Regions from separate parts of the Mus musculus genome. Here region 1 is linked to region 2. The links are chromatin contacts, found by Hi-C or POLR2A ChIA-PET in ENCODE. All regions are on one chromosome and are shown on one strand. Each heading gives the region's core, a stretch centred on a gene start or an enhancer-like site at or near the end of the contact. The rest is flanking DNA. Distances are from core to core; before and after follow the strand shown. Region 1 overlaps L3mbtl1 (L3MBTL1 histone methyl-lysine binding protein). Region 2 holds the start of Srsf6 (serine and arginine-rich splicing factor 6).

Region 1 (5,115 bases), core at 1,374-3,873, 44 kb after region 2:
CCATGCCTCACAAACCCCTTGCCCTGCCTTCTCCCCCCTTCTCCCTCCCCATAGCTGGCTTTGGGGACTGGAATACACACTTCTCAGCCTTTCACACACTGGCTCCATCTGTCTGGGGATGAGGCAGCTGGAAGTAAATTGCAGACCTCACGGTCTTTCACCTCTGACCACTGTGACTCGTGACTTTTTAAAACAACGCTGTTATTGCGAAAGCAAGCAATCAGTACTAGCTTCTCTGACCTACCGACCAAGCCCTGCCCTTCCCCACATTTCTTGTCACCTCAGAACGTTTTTTAAAAAATCGTTCTTGAGCCAAATAAGGCCCATATAAATTATTTCAGGTGTTTTGTAGCCCTTCAATATCTCCTGTTCTAGGAGAGTATTCTCTTTTTTTTATTAGGTATTTTCCTCGTTTACATTTTCAATGCTATGAGAGTATTCTCTTATCTTGTCTCTCACTCTCTTTTTTTTTCCTTGTGATATATATTTTTTTAAAAAGTCTCGGAGTCAGGACCAGCAAGTTGGCTAATAAGCTGGTAAAGGTGCCTGACACCAAGCTTGAAGACCTGAGTTTGATCCCTAAAACTCCCATGATGGAAGGAGAGCGCTGACTCCTGGAAATTGCCCTCTGGCCTCCACACACGTGTAGTAATGTGCACACATTCAACACCAACACTCACATCCGTACATACACAAAGTAAATAACTTTAATAGAAGAAGGCTTACAACTAAAAATCAGATCCAAAAGCTTGTTTACATTGGAGTGTTCTCCATCTCTCTGATTTGGGGGGCAGGAATAGGTCAGAGGTTACAGTGAACCCCATGCGATAGCCCTCAAAATCCCCAGCTTGCTGTTAGTCGCCCTGAGCTTGACAGGTGGGTCCCCACAGGCAGCTGTGGGGTTTCTGTTGTCTTTGTTTTTGTTTGTCTTTGCTCTCTTTTGGCTTCGGGCGGTTCACAAATGCTAGATCCCACGCGTAGATATGGAAGCTGTTGCCCCGGTTACAAAGTGAGTCCAGGCAGTGTTTTTAAAGCTGATGACTAATGAGTGAAGCCGCTCAGACCAGGAGCCAGGATTGCTCCTGAGACGGGCGAGCGTGCAGTCTGTGCAACAATATCCTGGGGCCCTGTGCTTAGAAGGACCTGGCAGCTGGCTTGGTGCTCTGCTGCCACTATTTTGAAATTCTTGCAAACTTTCAAACAAGAAGCTCCGAGTTGTCGTTTGGTAGCAAGCCCCACAACTGTGTCAGCAGCAACTGTTTTCTCGAAGCTACTGTCTGTAAGGGCTCCAAAGACGCTTTTCCAGTGTACATGTCTGACACAGAGCAGTCAGCAGAAAGACAAAGAAAAGCTGAATGTGTGTGGTGCGGGGGACCAGGCTTCTTGCGTTCCTTCTCCGCCCCCATTGTTGTCTTCCTTCTCTCCTTTTTCCCTCCCTTGTCTTTTCTTTTTGCCCTCCCTCCCTTCCCTACCCACCACATGCCCTTTCTCCCCTCCCCCTACTTCCCACCATATCTGCCCCTACCTTCCTTTCACCTCACCCCCACCACCACACCTGACCTCCCCCCCCCATACCTTCCCCCCCCATCTCCTTCTCACTCTCCCACCCCCTCAGATGATTGACGGCGAGGCCTTCCTTTTGCTGACACAGGCGGACATTGTGAAGATCATGAGTGTCAAGCTAGGCCCAGCCTTGAAGATCTATAACGCCATTCTCATGTTCAAAAACACTGACGATGCCTTTAAGTGACTGGTTGGGGGCGGGGAAGTGGGGGCTCCTCCCATCCTCGCGGGGCTCCCTCTGCAAATGGTGCTTCTCTCCCAACTTGAGTTCTGCACCCCTGCCCTCACTGTCTGACTAGATGTGCGGGAGCAGAGGAGCCTGGGGAAGCAGGTCTCAGCCCTCGGTCCTAGAGTTCAGTTGCCCCGGGGAAGGTGTGACTAAACCGAGACCTGACTGATATAAGGGCCGCAGGTATCCTGGCTGGGGTAGCCTACAGCTTTAGCCACCTTGGTTATTGTCTTAGGAATTAGGAGGAGCTAGGTAGGGTAGGCATCCTCTATTCAGACCTATGTCGCTTTTTGGCATCTCTATGTCCTTTCTCCTCCTTGGCCCATCTCCTCCTACGAAGAACTGGCCATGACCTTGGTGTGCACATTTTACACATGATAGGCGCCTCCCTCCCTGTCCGCTGTTGGCTGTATACCCTTGCTCCCCGTTCATGGTCCAGCCAGGCCCCATGGCTCTCTTCCCCCATAGATGCTTAAGACTCAGAAATATGGGAGCATCTTACTAGGAGCCTCTGGCTGTCTTCTCCCTTTTGCCTCTAGGCAGAGATTGAGAGCCCAGGCACCACCTTCCTGAACACGTTCAGTTCAAGATCACTCGGCGTTGAAGTGGGCAGTACGGAGTGAGCAGATGGTTAGAGCCCATGTCCTAACAAGCAGGGCCTAAGTTCCCTGCTGCTGTCTCTATTGGGTGTGGGGGGAGATGAAGTCTGCCCTGGCAAGCGGTCCTGACTAGGACGTCAGACACACTGGAGGCTTTGACTAGCTCCAGAAAGCGTGATGGCTGTATCATTTTCTCTGACTGTGGCTCTCAGCCAAGATAGTGCACATGAGGGAGAGGCCCCTGCCAGCCCAGCCTCCTGCCAGGAGGGTGTAGCACTGGCTAGCACACAACCACTATGGCATCACATTCACTCTGTCCCTTAAACATTTCTCATTCTGCTCTCGAGTCTAAGGAAAGCCGCTTATGGTGGAGTTGGAAAGGTCCCCTCTCCTGTCTCTGACCTCCCTGGCCCTTCTTGCCAGTCTCCAACAGTCTCTCACTGCCAGCTAGGTTCCTGCTGGGGCTCTGGAACTCGAACCTTTCTGTCCAAGTGGAGGTTCGGCCTCCACTCAATTACTGCCAAACCCACCTCCCAGCCTAAGTGGGGAGGGAACCCAGGAGGGAGCCGCCCCTCCAATAGGTGGGAGCATGTGCCAGGCTTCAGTTCATCTGGTGCTGAGGTGGACCTACAGGCTGAAGAGCAGGGTTGTCCCCCAGTCCAGTATACTTATAGGTTATGTGGTATGTGTCTTTCCGTGTGTGTGTGTGTGTGTGTGTGTGTGTGTGTGTGTGTGTGTGTGTGTATCTTTCCATGTGTGTGTGTACACACGTGTTGGTCACTCAGCAGTATCTGTCAGGTGCCGGTGTGAGGTGCAGAACTGGGGATATGAAGGGCTACTGTTAAGCTATGAGGCTTTATTATTTCCTCAGAAATGGGAAGCCAAAAAGTCCTGTTGATTTCCTGTTTCTGTGCTTTGGGGACCTCCCCTTCCTAGGCCAGACAGCTTCTGGGGGACAGCCAAGTGTCACCCAGCTAGCCTGGCAGAGGCTCAGGTTCCCTTTCCCTTTCAGCCCTCAGGGGTAACTTTCTGGGAGGACACTGGGCAAGGCCAGCCAAGCAGGGAGGGAGGGCTAGGTTGACCGATATGACATCACTGCCCCATTTGCTGGAAGTAAAGAGGAGCCGAACTCTCCAATTGTGATTGTCTGGGTTGCAGTGGAAAACTGCCACCACCTGGCCTTTAGTCCGCCCTACCACACACTGACTTGTCTGAGACGGCAGCAGATGTTCTGTGTTCTTGACTGGAGCTGTGAACCACACAGCTACCAACGAAAGGGACCTCACAGCTTTTGCCGTGCAGCTTTGCCAGTGATGGTTGCCTGTGGGAGAGACCAGACGGACTAACAGACAGCCTTGGAGAAGACGACTTGCAGCCTCCCAACTCTAGGCTACACACCCCTTCTGCACTAATATCAGAAACCAAATCTTAAAAAGTCAAAAGAAACATGCCTGCCAAGCATCCCCCCCACCTGTCCACCCCACTGGGTCCCCACTGCACCCGAGCCTGGGAGCACAGGCCATGGGTGGCTGTCTCTGGCACTTGTGCCCTGGTTTCTAGAAACAGGGACTACTTACATTTTGTCCCCAGCAGGCTTGTCCAGCCGCTGCCCAGCCCTGGCAGTGATGAACTTTGTTTAATTTCTGAGACAAAGAGAATGGTTCCGGAGTCTGAAAATGAAACCTGTTTGCACCTCCATTCACACGCACTGTGATGGTGTTACTTTTGTTTACTTGCTCTGTGTGTGTGTATGTGTGTGTGTGTGTGTCTGTGTGTGTCTGTGTGTGTGTGTGTGTATGTGTGTGTGTATGCTCTCAAGCATAAATTCTTAAAGAAAATCCTCTGGTTTAAGCTAAATTGACTCTTGAGAGAGGAAACGTTACAAAGAAAATATAGTATGATTTGTCTGTGTATTGAGACAAAATAAATAAATAAATAAATAAATAAATAATTGACTAGTCTGCATCCAGAGTCTGTTTTTCTTTTCGTGGTTGAAATGCCCAGAACACACAGGTGACATCAGTACTGCCATGTCTGAGGAGACTAACTCCTTCCCTCTGCTGCTTGGTAGGTCTTAGAGCACTGGTTCTCAGCCTGTGGGTCATGGCCCCTCTGGGGGCTGAATGACCCTTTCACAGGGGTTAGCCTAAGGCCCCTTGAAAACACAGATATTCACATTATGATTCATAACAGTAGCAACATTACAGTTAGGAAGTAGAGACGAAAATAATGTTAAGGCTGGGACTCACCACATGAGTCACGGCATTAGAAAGGGTGAGAACTACTGCCCTAGAGCAACTGAGTTTTATACTTTAAAAGACCTGGTTTATAAAAATGCAAATGTATTGAAAGGAGGAAGCTGAATGGAGACTACTGTAGAAAGGAGTCCTTGCTTAGAAACAGCTGACTAGGGATGTGTTCTCACAGCAGGCCACCGAGGAGGAGCACAGAGGCTTGAGGACGACACACCAGATGACACCTCAGGCTGACAGGGGCCCTTGGCACTGGTTTTGCAAGCAGAAGAGTTCTAAGTATGACGGGGTCGTGGAAACTTGCTCCAAGCTTCCAGAAAGCTGCCAAGGCCAGGCGGTGTGCTGTAGGGCCAGATTTTCCAGAAGGGGGCCTTGAGTGACCATTGTATGAATCGACAAGGGTGGACTCCAAGTTACAATGAAGACATCAAGATGTTTGAGATGCCAGGACTGTGGGGTGTCCACCAAGGAA
Region 2 (4,856 bases), core at 1,471-3,970:
ATGGATAGAGCTCAGGGAGTCTGTTGAGTGTCCCACAGCACAGAGGATCACCCGTGACAAAAAAACCATCTGACCCAGGGGCCAGCAACGTGGAGACTGAGAGCCCGGCTCTAAATGGATCTCCTGCAGATGTTCTGAAAGTTTTATTTTACCCAGGGATATTTGTTTGAGACAGGGTCTCAGTATGTAGCCCAGGCTGGCTTTGAACTCACAGAGATTCCCCCTGTCTCTGCCTCCCAAGTTCTGGGGGCAATTTGGAGATAAATAAATATATATATTTATCTAAAAGTGTGTATGTGTTTAGAGGTATGTACTTATGTGTGCGGAGGTCCACAAAAGCCAGAGGCATTGGATTCCCCCCTGCAACTAGAGTTATAGGTGTTTGTGAGATACTTGAATTTCATTCTAGGTACCCAGGTCAGGTCTTCGGCAGCAAACCATTGAACCATATCCCCAGCGCCTTGCTCAGTTGACTGATCCTCTTGCCCGGAAGTCTGATCTGCTGGTGTTACAGGTGTGCACCACCGCACCTGGCTCAGAAGATTTTAAATGAGGGTTTGGACTGGCTTGGCACCGTTTACACAAATCTCCCGCAGACAAGCCTCAGAGATCTATCTATCAGACTGATGGCATGGATGGGCCATCAGTCAGATGCTCTGGGCAGAACTTCCCAGAGCAGCCTCTGCTGCATTCCACACAAATACTCTGGGGTGGCTGTGTTAGTTGAGATTTCACATGGTAACAGAATCAGTTGGGGGTGGGAGGGAGATGTGGTGAGCGAACCTGTAGGAACTGGCTCTCATTGATATTGAGGCTCTGGAGTTCCAAACTAGCATGTGCATCAAGTGTGGAGGCCAAGGGTCACCTCAGGTGTCATTCCACAGGAACGGTCAAGCTCCAGAAGCAAGCAGTTTCCCAACAGACCCTTCCCTTCCTTGTTTTTAAGACAATGCCTCAAACTTAGCCAAGGCTAATCTAGAACCCATAGCAGTCCTCCTTCCTCAGCTCCCGGATGCTGAGAACAGGCATCAGATACTGCACCTGACTATCTGGCTTTTCCCTCCCCCAGCCCACTAAAAAAATAAATAGACTCTCATGCTGCGCACTTGTCATTTCAGTTTGTTGCTTTTGCAAAGTACCAAGTTAGGTCGGCAACAGGACTCCCCAGTGCTGCTGATCCAACTAGGAACTTTGGAAGATAAATGATCTCATGGGTTGTCTTGTGTGTGTGTAGAACATGAAAGTAGAAAGGGAACTATGTGAAGGAAACAAGGATAAGGGAAGAGGGGAACAAAATATGGTAATAGGGTAGGAGAATGACAAATACTGGCTTTTTCGTCTCGTGTGGAATCCAGATGTGTGTTTGCTTTTACAAATAATTTTAAAATGTGTTATCATCACACTTAGTTATTTATTGAAGGCATGACACGCATCAGGAGGTCAGAGGACAACTTGCAAGAATTGTTTTTGTTGTTGTTGTTGTTCCTTCTACCGTGTGGGTCTCTAGGATCAAAGTCGGGTCCTCCAGCTTGGCAGCAAGCACCTTTACCGGCTTCAGTCTTCTCACCACTCACAAATAAATTTTAACAAGTTTTTAGAAATTGACAATTTGATAAAACTGTTATGTGTTGACTTCATTCTGTGTTCCATGAATATTTTTAAAAGCTGTCTACATATATATATTTATATTTCTAACTTAAGGACGTTCTCTTCCCTCGAGAATACTATTAACACATCTCCCTGTGTGCTATCAACATTGCCGGTCTGCCCCAGAGGACAGAATCTTCTCTCATTATAGCTGAAAAGCCTGAGGCTGCCCAGATTCTGGGCAGAAAACAAATTCCTAAAGAGCAGGTACTAACTCAATGGCAGTCTTTTCTCTCAGCTTTTATCACACCGTGCTCTGCTTTCGGTTTCCTTACCTCTCTAGCCAAACCTTCGCCGTGCTTTGAATACTCCCAAGGCATGCTCCTTGATAGTCAATTAACTTTACTCCAGGGCAGTGGGGCTGTTTTGTTTAACTCTACAGCATTAGATGTCACCTCCATAAACTCCTAAGTGTGTATTTCTGCTTTATAAATAGTTTGCCTTCGGATCCAACCAGGTTAAGGACAGTATGGATAGGAAAGGGGATAGGGGGTCTTGGAGGACCATGGGGCCCAGCCATGCTCCCTTTGTGAACGGCCGCGGCGAGCGCGGGATTCAGAGCTGTCAGAGCTCCGAGCAGAGGGAGGGATGCCACCCAGACCAGCCACAGCACCTCCCCCGCTGGTCACTAAACCTCGGGGACAGATCCCGAGCCGCTGAGAAACTAAGGAACTGTCCGACTCCCAAGAGCGTGTACTCAACGAAACCAGTGCGAGCTACCCGCTGAAGGGAAAGAGCAACCTCTTTTTTTTTAGTAGACCAATCAGAGACCAAGATGGCCTAGACTGACAGCCCGGACAACCAATGAGAAATAAAACTCGTTCTCCGCGTGCCTGGGCACAAGAACAGTTTATTAGGCACGACTCAAAAGGTCCGGGCCTCGGCTGTTTACGCTGATGGCTGCACAGCGCCAGGGGACATGACAGTAGCGAAATCAACTCCCAGCAAGCACGGCACGCGCCGCGGGCCGCCCCAACACATCCGGAGCGGCCCGCGGCGCGGGAGAGGACGTGCTGCGCGACGACGTCACGCGCTGCGCCGCGCCGCGCCCCGCCCCCGGGCACTTATAGCGTAGGCCGGCGCGCGCGCGCGCACCATTGTGTGGCTGACTCGGCCGCCGCTGCGGTGTGAGGCGCGTGTTCGGGCCTTCGCCGTCCCCGCACCCGCACCGCAGCCCTGCCCCGCGGCCCGCCGCCCCTCCGCCAGCCTCCCGGAGGACACCCGTGGGTCACGGCCATGCCGCGCGTCTACATAGGACGCCTGAGCTACAACGTCCGCGAGAAGGACATCCAGCGCTTTTTCAGCGGCTACGGCCGCCTCCTCGAGATCGACCTCAAAAATGGGTGAGTCGGGTCTGGGAGGCCGCGCCCCGCGGCGGAGAGAGGTCCCCCAAGGACCCGAGGCGGCCAAGGCCGCGGCGCCGCGTGGCAGGGCCTCTAAAATGGCGGCGGCGGCGGCGCCCCGAGCGCGCGCGCGCGGGGGAGGGCGCGGGAGCGCGCGGCGCCGGCTAACGACACGCCCGCCCGCCGGTGCGCGGCTCGCGCTCCGCCCCTCCGCAGGTACGGTTTCGTGGAGTTCGAGGACTCCCGGGATGCCGACGATGCCGTGTACGAGCTCAACAGCAAGGAGCTGTGCGGCGAGCGCGTGATCGTAGAGCACGCCCGGGGCCCGCGCCGCGACCGCGATGGCTACAGCTACGGAAGCCGCAGTGAGTCCTTACCCCCGCGCGCTCCGCGTCCTGGGTACCTGGGGGGGGCGGGGGTTGGGGGCGCAGGGCGGGTGCAGTCACTTGGGTGGGCAGGGTGGGACCTCCCCAGCCCGGGCAGGCGCGGAGGCCGGGGCTTGTCGGCCCTGGGTGTTCCCGGGGCCCCTCTACCTCCACGCATGCCCGGGTAGCCGTGGGACACCGGAGCGCGGGGAATGGGGTCGGGTGGCCGGTTGACTTAAGTTTGGAAGGAGTGGCTTCAGTTGGCCCTCTTTGGCACTGACTTGGGTTCTGCCATTGAAAGCGAGGGCTGGCTGTATTTGTAGTATGCCCCCTTGCTTATCTGTCAGTGCTTGTTAGCATTGAGGAAGTTTCTAGGAAGGCTGGGGTGGAGGTGGGGCAGGGGGCGGGGAAAGGGGAGGAGCTTGAAGTCTAAGTCTTAGGAGCTGGGAGGCTTGATTGGGGGGGGGCAAAGAAAATGCCATTTTAAACTAAGTAATGTGGCATAGTACCACAAAGTAAATCTAAATAAGCTTTATGCTGTATTTGAAATAGTTGGGGCATGTTACTGGGAGGGGGTTGGGGGGATTTTGGTTATGTGAAATGTTTAATGTTGAAATTGTTGCATGTTGAATTCCAACTTTTTAACAAGTCCTTGATGTTTCAATTTGAAAGTGACCAATGGGGCTGAGGCTGTGTCCACTGAGGCTAAGATGACTGCCTTTCCTGATTGGCCTTGGCTTTTCCATACATTGTGTGACCCTTGCCCTATGACCCTTTGGCTGACCTTACCGGAAGCCATGACGACAGCAGCCTTTTGCCATTAGACGCAGGGTGATGGTGAGGATTCCAAGGGTTAGACAAAACTGGTTAATCTGAACTAGGTGACTGTTACCTTGCGTGTTTTGTGGCCAAACCACCACCAAAAACCTCACACTGTGATGTAAGTACTTAGTGTAACTAGTAAACATTTTTGTAAAATGTAGAAATGCATGTAATCAGTTAAGTTTTATATTTTACAATGTTCTGTAAAATAAAACTTAGCGAGGTAAATTGAATAAAGGAGCAGTCACTCTCTAACAGATTGTAGGAGAGGTTTAGTTGGATTTAGTCTATTTGACTTGCCCTTAATTTAATTTGTGGCAAATCACAAATGTATCGAGGGTTTAGCAGTATAATAGCAAAGTCCTACTCCAGTAATAAACGTTGCTATGTTTGTACTAACTTTCAAAAACATGCATGCCTGTCATTGCAACGCATCTAATTACTCCCTTCATGTGATAAAGGTGGTGGAGGTGGATACAGCAGTCGGAGAACTTCTGGCAGAGACAAATATGGACCACCTGTTCGTACAGAGTACAGGCTTATTGTAGAAAATCTGTCTAGTCGTTGCAGTTGGCAAGACTTAAAGGTATGTACCTGGGGTTTTAAAGACAGAGCAGTTACTTTCCTTAAGAGTTGGCTACGTGGTCTTGCTTTAGATTTCTGGAGCTTATCAGTCTTA

What was found. A loop is a pair of places that touch in the nucleus more often than their neighbours do. ChIA-PET counts read pairs that join two places held with the same protein, here RNA polymerase II (POLR2A).
Region 1: POLR2A ChIA-PET joins it to region 2 with 25 read pairs in Patski. The contact joins the enhancer-like site here to the promoter of Srsf6 in region 2. A Hi-C loop is called at or near these places in 3 of 37 maps with a recorded cell type or tissue (Patski and heart). POLR2A ChIA-PET finds 5 or more read pairs at or near these places in 4 of 5 experiments (Patski and embryonic stem cell).

The regions. Positions count from the first base shown.
Region 1 is chr2:162,972,773-162,977,887 of GRCm38, forward strand. It overlaps L3mbtl1 (L3MBTL1 histone methyl-lysine binding protein), which reads left to right. Exons shown (of 23, transcript NM_001081338.2): 23 at 1,616-4,355. The coding sequence ends at 1,750. Among named protein-coding and RNA genes, the nearest start is that of Sgk2, 12 kb to the right of the region's middle. Within about 2 kb of position 2,624, at least 1 of the 3 ENCODE cell types and tissues checked has a DNase peak (open chromatin) inside an H3K27ac peak, as active enhancers do; it is heart, where a contact is called at or near this core.
Region 2 is chr2:162,928,788-162,933,643 of GRCm38, forward strand. Srsf6 (serine and arginine-rich splicing factor 6) reads left to right here and starts at 2,721. Exons shown (of 6, transcript NM_026499.4): 1 at 2,721-2,990; 2 at 3,207-3,355; 3 at 4,639-4,763. The coding sequence starts at 2,884.